Linked DNA regions of Homo sapiens: region 1 is linked to region 2. Evidence: chromatin loops called from intact Hi-C (ENCODE). Cell type or tissue: prostate gland. All regions are shown on one strand.

Region 1 (5,000 bases), 150 kb before region 2:
TGACTCACACAGCTTTCCCCTCCTTTTGTACCATCACCTCACAAGTACATCCTTTCCATACCTCAGTGTCTCCATCTGTACTATGAGCAGTGCCCCCAGAGCCCAACCCACAGCCTTCAAAATTACCAGGCCATTGTATGCCACTGAGTCTCTTCCCAAACTGCATCCTCTGCCTCCTTGTCCACCTTCCAAACACCTGTTTACCTTTCAAGTCTCCCAACACCCCTCAGTACGATGCAGTGGCTGCCTCTTTTGCCTTCCCTCCCTCCCTGCACTCTGAACAATATCCCAGCAGGACACCCAAATAAGACATTTGAATGCTTTGTGGACATGTCTGTGCCTCCCACCAGATGGTGAGCTCGGAGAGGGTGGGAGTGATCTCTGATGCATTTCTGTTTCTCTGGGGCCCAACGCAGAACAAATCACTGAGATGTTTGTGGAAGGGGTGAGGTGTGGGGGGCTGGGGAGAGGGGCAGATGGTCTTTTCAATGCGGAGTCTACCGAGGTATTTGTGGCCTTCATTCAATCAAAAACTGTTAGGATAAATGAACATTTATGATAGTTCTAGGATATATCAATTTTGAGATGGTGAGGGCAAAGCCAGGGGGCTGCCATCCACTGACTGCAAGCTGGAAACAGGAAAGACAAGTATACTAAGGTTGGGGGTAGTGATGTGAGATGGATGACTCCCAGGGCTATGAAGCCTTCCTACTGAGGCTAAAAAGCCTCTGGAAAAATAGGTCCCAACAGCCACAGGGCACAACAGGCAGATGCTGCTGGCCCAAAACAACGAACCCATCACACAAAGGCAGATTTCTTTCTAGAAGGCTGGAATCCTCTAGAGGCTTTGTGGAAAGGGGAGACATGGGAGCCTGATAAAGGGGCAACATCTTGAGTCACACAGGCATGAAGGGCAGGGGCATGGAAGGGAAGTCTGCCCCTGCCCTTTCTGTTTCACTCAGCTGCCCTAAAACTGGTGGGCACTGGCCCAGCCCCAGGGCTTGTAGGGTTGTACCTGGATCCTAAATGCATAGATAGCCATATCTGACAGAGGCCAGAGATGTTAATGAGGCCATTCCCCAGCCTCTATGCCTTTGGAGGTCCCTCGGTAGATGGTGGCCATGGGGGTCACATAGGAGGGAGACCAGGCTATGGGGCTGGCTCAGAAGAGTTTGGCAGGGTCCCAGCAGGCCTGCCCTGGCACAGAGATGTGAACGCACGGCCGTTGCAACTGGTCTAATTGCTGTCTCATCAGCTCTCCTAGGGGCTCATTCCAGAGACAAGCAAAGGGAGGTTTCTGCTGTGAGACTTGAGGGAGCCTGAAGAGAGGTGGAGGGGCCAGCACCTTGAAAGGCACTGACAAACCCCAGCACGCCCAGGGCAGAGACCCAAGTCTGGGGGTATGGCAGGGAGAGGCAGGGAGCAAAATGGCCAGGAGGGAAGGGACTAACTTTCCCGTCGGCTGCTCTTGGCTCCCCCCTTGATCCTGTGTCTCTCCCTAGTTAATGTTCCATATCTCCTTTTCCAGGGTCCTTATTGGGCTGTCCCCACTTCCCCACCTGTCCTCCACACCTCAGACCACTGCTGACAGCTTCCCAGCTTCCCATCCCTACTTCAGCTGTCACCCAGGACCTCAAAAACCTAATTACAAGAATCAGCGGACTTAGCTCGTGGAACCTCTCAGTCACATTTGATATTTGTGACTACTTCCTGCTATGTGACAATTGCGACTCCCTAATCCTCTACTGTCTACTCAGACATGGCTTTCCTAGTTCTCCTCCGGCTTCTTTGACCATTCTTTCTCAGTCTCTTTCCCAGGCCCCTATTCTCCAGTATGCCCCTTAAATGTCGGGTCACCTCCCCTACGGATGCTCTCCCTGGCTCTCTCAGCCCCTCCTGCGGCTTCCACCACCTCCTCTCAGCAAGTAAATTCCATGTAACCTCAGCCTGGGCTACTCCCCCAAGCATCAGCTAGTACAGACATTTACCCAGTGGTCATCATCAAAGACACTTCAAACCCACCTTGCCCCAAACAGAATTTATACTCCCAGACCACACCTCATTGCTCCAGACCCACACCACACTTCATTTCAGCTTTATTTCTCCAGGGGTAACCCTACCATCCACCCAAGTTCCTGGCTAGAAACCTTTGCTCCTCCCTCTCCCTTGCTCCTCACATCTAATTAGTTACTGTGACCTGCCAATTTTACCTCCTTAATAGCTCTGGAATCCATCCCAAGCATTCCATCCCTACAAACACGGCCGGAATCCAGGCCTTTATCATTTCTCTGCCACCAGAGTGCGTCCTCCTCGGACCAGCCTCCACACTACAGCCACTTAGACCTTTCCTGCAGACAAATCTGAGCATGTAATTCTCCAATTCAAATCTGCCAGTGACTCCCCACTGCCCCCAGAGGAGAGTCTAAGTTCCTGAGCCTGGCGCACAGGCCCTTGAGATCCGGCCCCTGCTCACCTATCCCACCTCCCAGCCCTGGAAGGGATTGTGCTTTCATGCTATGCTCTATAGTCTCACCTTACTCTTCTGCTGGCAAGCTTCTACTCACACAGGCAGCTTGGTGGAGTGGTTGAGAGTGTGGGCTCAGGGCCCTGACTGCCTAACCAGGAAAGTCACTTATCCTCTCTGGGCCTCAGTTTCCCTATCTGTAAAATGGGGGTGAAGACTGTTTTTACCCCTTAAGGTTGTATTTCTCTTACAAGGGAATAAATTAGATCATGCATGTAAAGCACTTACAACAGTGCCTGACACACATGAAGCACTGTAGAGTGTTAACCACTATTTATTATTCCCCTTTAAGAACCAGTGCGGACAATACCGTATCTGTGAAGCCACACCCTCCTCTGAGACTACGTGCTCCTCTTCTGGCTCCTTCTGGGACTCTAGAGCCCTGGCTAACTTCTATCACAACACTTGAGACCATCTGCCTGCTGCTTGACCTTTCTCCCTTGCTACTTGATATCCAGGACTGAAGTCTACCCATATTTGCATCTCTGGCACCTAGCCCATGACTTTTCATATGGGCCTCAGACTAGCCTGAGATCAGTACTACAATATTATCATGTCCATTCTGCAGATGAAGAAATTGAGGCTCAGAGAGGTAAAGGCAATTTTCCAAGATCGCACAGCTAGAAATTAGCAAAACGTGGGTTTAAACCCAGATCTGCAGGATTCCGAACCCCACGATCTTTCTACTTTATCTAACTCCTTGGGGGAGGGGAGTCTTGAAATCTTGTCCTAGAAGGAAAGATTAAAGAACTAGTGGATGCTCTGCCTAGAGGAGAGACAACTCAGGAGCAAGGACAATCCCCTCCCTTCCCACCCATCTGCCTGAAGCCTACTGGTGCTGGTATGTGTGTTTCAATGTTGATGCCAATGCGTGTGTTGGACACGTGTGCAATGAGGTCATGCCAGAATGCTAGAGATGGAAACCTTCATCTCAGAGCCCCTGCTCACCTTTATATAGTTCTCCAGAGTTTACAAAATGTTTTTGCATCTCATCTCATCATTTGATCAGCCTCACGCACCTGGGATGTGGTAGTCATGCCCCAGACAGGGCAGTGAACTGCCGCAAGTCACCCAGAAGTGGCAGAGCTGGGACTCCAACATTTAGTCAATGCATAAAGTCTGCAGCAAGCCCCTTCCTTCCAGCAGGAAGCCTGAGGATTCTGAGACTGTGGCTGGGGAAGTTATTCCCCCAAAGAAAAGGGATGTGAATGCTGGGTGTGGCCCAACCTAGAGAGAGGACAGGCGAGAGAGAAGGTCTCTCAGACTCAGGGTTCCCATCTGCAAATGGAATAACACCCCCACCCTCACATGGTAGGCGTAAGTCTCAAAAGAGATGATATACGTAAAATGAAACAAATGCCTGGTCTGTCCTAAGCACCCAACAGATACCACACTGCAGCTTAACTCGTGGAAAGCTTGTTTGAAACAGTGGCAAAGGTGTTCAAGGAAAGCCTGCCTGTCAAGAATTAGGCAGAGCTGGGTTTTGAAATGCCATCTCTGCCCCTTACCAACTGTAGGGCCTTAAGAAAGTCACATAAACCCTCCAAGTTTTTGCTGCCTCATTTGTAGGATGGAGACAATGAAGTCTACCTGACAGAATCGTTGTGAACGGCCACATGCGAGTATGTGTGTAAAATGGCTGACACAGGAGCTGGCACTAATAGAGTCATTATTATTGTTCTCACAGATTAGATGGCAGAGCCAGTGATGAAGACTCTGGAGCCATACCACCTGGGTTCTAAGCCCAGCTTTATCTACTAGCTATGTGACCCTCAGCAAGTCACTTCACTTCTCTGTGCCTTGGTTTCTTCAGCACACGTACGGTTGGGATTAAATAAGTGACTACATGTCAAATGCTTCTGGCAAAGGGTACATGCTCTGAGTGTTGGTGAGCATTGTTATTATCAGACAAAGGCCCGAGAGGCATGAAATAGTGTCCCTCTTCTCCCAGGGCATCACATCCCCTTCGTGAACAAAGACATTAGTTGAGGCCAGTTTGAACAGATTAATGGGGTTCCTTTCATTCAGCTTCCTAAAGGCATAAAATGACCCCTCCTGAGCTGGGGCCCTGCTTGTAAGGATAACTGTGTGCAAGCCAGTCTTCAGCCAAGATGCCCTAGGCTGTCCCCCAGATTCAGCCAGAACTGTCCAGAGTCCTTGCAAAGGGCTTTGTTGGGCTCGGAGAGCTCAGAAAACATTACCTGCTATCCCTCTCCCTTCTTGGGAGGCCAGAGGTGGCCGTTAAGGAATAGATCCACCGTTCACACACCTAACTCTGGCCCCCACGGCTGTGGGCGGTAGGGGCTTGGCTACGTGGGCTCAGCAGCAGCAGGAGGACCGGGTAGGGCAGAGTTGGGGGCCAACACCTGGGGTCCAGGCCCAGGCGGTGGAGGGCCGACAATGCTGCCTGAAGTTCCTGTTCTGGCTCCATTTACAACAGGCTTCCTGGAGTCACGGTGCATTTTCCCAGGCGCCT
Region 2 (5,000 bases):
CTGGCCCAGAACAGGTGATGAAAACAAAATGAATTCCCTCCTGCATCCCCTTCCCTCTTTCTCCAGGCACTAAATATTTGTTCTATTTTTGTTTGGGGCCCAAGCCCCTCCCAGGCCCCACCCTCACCTGCCTAGGTATCAGGGATTAGAAAACAAAAATTGGCCCTAGGACCTCCAGAGATCCAGAGCACCAATGAAGGACCTCTTAGGCAGTTTCTCCTGAGCATTTGTAGCCAAGACCTAAATATCTGGGCCAGTAATGCCCTGCCTGGCTGTCTGGGAGGCTCCCTTTGGGAATTAAGGAGGCTGCAAGATCCCTGGGTCTTTCCCCTGCCCATCTGCTCCCCCTCCCCAAGGCTGCTGAGAGGCTGAGGTGATGGATGGGGCTCTGACTTCCCCTCACCACTTCTTTGATGAGAAGAAAGAAAAGTCCACCTGAGTCTCAAATCAAAAACAGGTGAATTGCCTCTAAGTCAGGCTGGGCCCTCTCTGGGGTCTACAGGAAGGTTGGGGGCTGAGGGGAGAAAGGGAGAATGTGATAAATCACACTGTCAGGTGGGGGTGCTACCCTCCAGCTGCAACAAGGACCACTGGCAGCTCCAGAGCTGCCTCCTCCGAGGATGGGTGTGTGCCCAGAACAAGAGCTGGGGAACAGGCAATCATCCCTAACGACTCCCACCTCCCATCCTGCCCCCAGTTCTGTCATGCACACATACAACTTCCTTCACATCACCAATCCCCCAAAGCACGTGCCAGGTGGCAACACCACCTCACCTGCGTTCTTATATCCCCAGCATGCTCACAGCTGGGAGGCGCGAGCCTCGGGGCCTGGTCTCAGCTCGCCACCACCTTGCTGCATGTACCTGGGCAAGTCTTTGCCCCTCTCTGGACCGCAGTTTCCTGATTCATCCCACAAGGGGCTAAGTTCTTTTGGAAGCTAAGAGGTGAAAGGCAGGCAATGGCCCTTGGGTGTGTACCCTGGGGTAGAGCTGGAGGGTGGAGTGAGGACCACAGTGGTCCCATATATTGGTGTTTGACTTATCTCTGCCCCAGACCTCTTCCAGCACTGACATTCTACAATTCCAGGCACCAAGAGCTGCCCAGATCCTCAGAGTCAGGGAGCAACTATGCCAGACAGATTCCCCAACATGCTGACATCAGGGCCCACACCCAACCCCAGTCCCTCTTCCAGTGCAACTCACAGACACAGACAGACTCCTCTCTGTCACACCAGTGGCCCCTAGCATTTTAAAGGGGGCCATGGGGACAGAGGGTGAATCTGGGAGAAGCCATGCTCAGGCCTCCTGGGATTGACAGTCACCACTGAAAAATGAAAAAAATAGAGGACGGACTGGGAGAGTCCTCAGATATCTACCTCTCCATTGTCTTCAGGGGCAAACTGAAGCCCAGGGAGAGGATGGGAAAGGTCACACGGCCAGGGCCAGAGGTCAGAGCCGGAGCTGGGATCAGGCCCCAGGTCTCTGGATTCTCAATCTCCCTCCCCTCCAGAAAAGGCTGCACTTGCTAAGAGGACTGGAGGGTTTCTGACCCACAGCTGCCTCCACTCCCAGATTCCAGCAGCGCTGGATGTTCCCTCCCTCACTCCCTGTCTCAACCCGCAAAACCTGGGAGCGAGCCCACAGCCCTGGGAAGAGGCAGGGCCAAGGCCCACTCCACCCTAACATCCCGACTCCTCCAGGGAGAGGCCGCCCGAGCCAGGGCAGAGGGAAAGGAGAGGGAAAGCAGAAGAGAATGGAGAAGGGGGAAGGAGGAGGGGAGAGAAGAGAAGGGAGAAGAGAGGAGGACAAGGGGAGAGGAGCAGGAGGGGGGAGAGAGAAGCGGGGAGTGAAAGCTGAAAGCTGATAAGGAAGAAAGGAGGGGAAAGGTCCGAGGAGAGGAGATGGAACGTGGGCTCTGAGAAGGGAGAAGGCTGACCAGGCGGGGAGTGGAGGGAGGGCAGGTAGGAGAGATACACCCAAAAAAGGGACAAGCTGAAGACAAGAGCAAGGGAAAGGGGTGGGCAGAGGGGCAGGGAAGAGGGCTTCAGCCCAGGGGACTCCCCTCCCCACGTTTCACGGACCTCCCCCAGGGGCAGTGGGGGCGAATTGAAAATGAAACACCTCGTCCCCGGGCCCAGGGATGTGACCCTCGGCATAAGAGGATTAGGGAGGCTTCCAAGAGGAAATGGGGAGGGTGCCAGGAGTGGGGGAGCCGAATGCAAACTCCTGCTGCCCCCGCACCCCCCCCGCCAACGCCGGCAGAAAGTGCGCGCCTCCACGCCCATTGGAGCCATGGAGCGCCAGTGCCCCCTTGTGGCCATGGCCCTTGGCTCACCCGGCCGCAGCGGCGGTCTAGAAAACTGGGGGAAAGGGTGCACGGGGTGGACCTTTGGACACCTGAAGGGTACGAGTGCGACGAAAATCCAGGGGGTGGGTCAGTGACTTTGCTGGAGGCCTCCAAACCCTTCAAGCATCAGTAAAGACCTCAATAGTGAGCCTGGGCGTTTCTCGTTGGCCTCTCCCACCCTTGCAAGGGTGGCTCACAAGGCATGGGCTGGAGGCTCTAAGGCACAAAAAAACCAGCGCACATCCACGCCTCCGAATGCCACGCTCACCCCAGCGGCACAGTTTCCGTCCTTATCCTGGCCTCTGCCTCTCATCAGCCTCTGGGTGCCTCCCACTTCACTCCCAAGGGCCTGCTTCCCTAGGCCATAGCGCACAGCCTGTGTTTGTGTGTGCGTGTGTGTGTGCGGCGGAGTGTAGAGGTTCTTGTCCACAGTGAGGGGTGGAACTGAGCTGGATAAGACACTTACCGGGAAGAGTCAAGAACCCTGGGTTCCAACTTGCTTCCATGGCTGTCTTGCTGTGCAACTTTGAGCATGTCTTTGCCCTCTCTGGGCCTCAGGCTCCCCATCTGGAAGCAAAAGACTTGGCCTCAATGATTTCTAAGGGTCTATCCAGCCCTCTACACTCTATCTCTATCTCTAACACTCTAACTCTATCATTCCAAAAGAGAGAGCTTGAGGAAGAAACTAGTCCAACGCAAGGGAGAATTAGTAAGTACTCCATTGTCGTGTGGAGAAGGGGTTTGCAACTATAATCAGGTGGACATCCCACCCAGCCCTTGGCCCCAACTCCTCCTCCAGTGCCCTCAGCAATACTTCTGCCCCAGATCTGCACAGAGACGCCTGTGGGTTTCAAACTCAGGCCCGCTCAGTGGGACTGGGGTAACTTCTTCCACGCCAGAGGTCCAGGGCAAGAGGCCAGCCGCCCTCCTCAGTCCCTCACCATGACAGGGGGTGCAGAACTCCTTATGTGTCCATTCAAAGCCCAGAGCCCCAGAGTGGATGGAAAGTGCAAGGTCAGCAAGATCTCTTCTCTTCAGTGAGCCCAGCTCAAGGCAGGAGACTCAGCCTGGAAATGGAGAAACCTGAGCCTGGCTCAGCTCCCCCAGAGAGGAGGGGAGGGAGGGGAGGAAGCACAGGGAGGTGAAGGGCACCTCAAGGAGGCAGCCTGTCTCAGGCAGGAGATACCTTGCCCAGTGCTGAGAAAGCCATGAAGGAGAACGAAGCCCTGAAAGGTGTGGGGTGGAGGAGGCAGGGTCACCCAGCTAGGGAAATGAACCAGAAAGAAGGCAAAGAGTGTCTTTGGTTTGAGTCAGTTAGGTGCTTGAGTCTGTCAGTTATTTTTTCTCTGCCTCAATTTCCTCATCTGCAAAATGGGGGTAATAGTATTCACATCACTGAGCTGTTGTGAGGATTACATGAGTTAACATTTGTAAAAAGCACTTAGAACATTCCCTGGTACCTAGTCCGTAATTTTGTTTTATTTCTATTTTTAACCCCCAGGAAATCCCGTCCCAGAGCATACAGTCTGAGGAATCCTGGAATGCTCTAAGACCCTTATACTTAAAGACTTAAAAGAATTGATCAGGGCCGGGCACGGTGGCTCACGCCTGTAATGCCAGCACTTTGGGAGGCCGAGGCAGTTGGATTGCTTGGGGCCAGAGTTGGAGACCAGCCTGGGCAACATGGTGAAACCCTATCTCTACAAAAAATACAAAAAAATTAGCCGAGTGTGGTGGTGCATGCCTGTGGTCCCAGCTGCTCAGGAGGCTGAGGTGGGAGGATCACCTGGGCCCAGGAGGTGGAGGCTGCAGTGAGCTGTGATCACCCACTGCACTCCCGTCTGGGACAGGAGTGAGACCCTGTCAAAAAAAAAAAAAAAAAAGAGAGAAAGAAAAGAAAGAAAGAACAGCTGAGCGTGGTGGCTCATGCCTGTAATCCCAGCACTTTGGGAGGCCGAGGCGGGCGGATCACAAGGTCAGGAAATCAAGACCATCCTGGCTAACATGGTGAAACCCCGTTTCTACTAAAAATAGAAAAAATTAGCCGGGCATGGTGGCGGGCACCTGTGGTCCCAGCTACTCGGGAGGCTGAGTCAGGAGAATGGCATGAACCCGGGAGGCGGAGCTTGCAGTGAGCCGAGATAGCGCCACTGCACTCTAGCCTGGGCAACAGAGCAGACTCTGTCTCAAAAAAAAAAAAAAAGAAAGAAAAAAAGAAAAGAAAAGAAAGAAAGAGAGAGAGAAAGAAAAGAAAAGAAAGAATTGATCAGGTTCAAATTTCACTCCTCAGCTCCCTGCTACCCATTATGAATACAAATAGGTCAATCTAAGCTCACAGACTGAAAAAGACTTACCTAAGATCACACAGCAAATTGTGGCTCAGTTGAGGTTTCTTCACTGCCAGGCCTGAACCTCACTGTTTGTCCTTCCCTAGACTGGTGTCCTTTGGTATCTCTGCTTGCCAGCTCTGACCCTAAATCTTAGATGGGATCTCAGCAAGTGTCCCAGTGGCTGGACCACAGCTCTGAGACTGGGAGGCTCTCTTTCGGTTTGTTGAAGGTCCTGTCTGGCAGTTAGTTCATCTCTTCACTCCTGTGTCCCTTGGAACCAGTTTTTCCAGCTGAAAGGAACCTTGGAGGTCAGCTGGTCCCCAA

What was found. Peaks named below come from ENCODE experiments on the same cell type or tissue, not always from the same donor. Only the 100,000 strongest peaks of a DNase experiment are listed, where the experiment ranks them.
Region 1: it touches region 2 in a loop (2.8-fold over the local background); 8 of 110 quality-filtered maps call a loop at or near these places.

What each region holds. Positions count from the first base shown.
Region 1 is chrX:69,131,764-69,136,763 of GRCh38, forward strand. It overlaps LOC107985646 (a long non-coding RNA gene), which reads left to right. Exons shown (of 3, transcript XR_001755985.2): 3 at 4,212-4,313. Among named protein-coding and RNA genes, the nearest start is that of PJA1, 31 kb to the right of the region's middle. In prostate gland, a CTCF peak has its summit at 2,426; no DNase peak of the experiment used is centred here.
Region 2 is chrX:69,283,862-69,288,861 of GRCh38, forward strand. No RefSeq gene overlaps it. Among named protein-coding and RNA genes, the nearest start is that of LINC00269, 110 kb to the left of the region's middle. RefSeq lists an enhancer at 2,137-3,118. In prostate gland, a CTCF peak has its summit at 2,326 (motif pointing left); DNase peaks (open chromatin) are centred at 1,630 and 2,260; H3K4me3 peaks cover 431 bases; H3K27ac peaks cover 629 bases.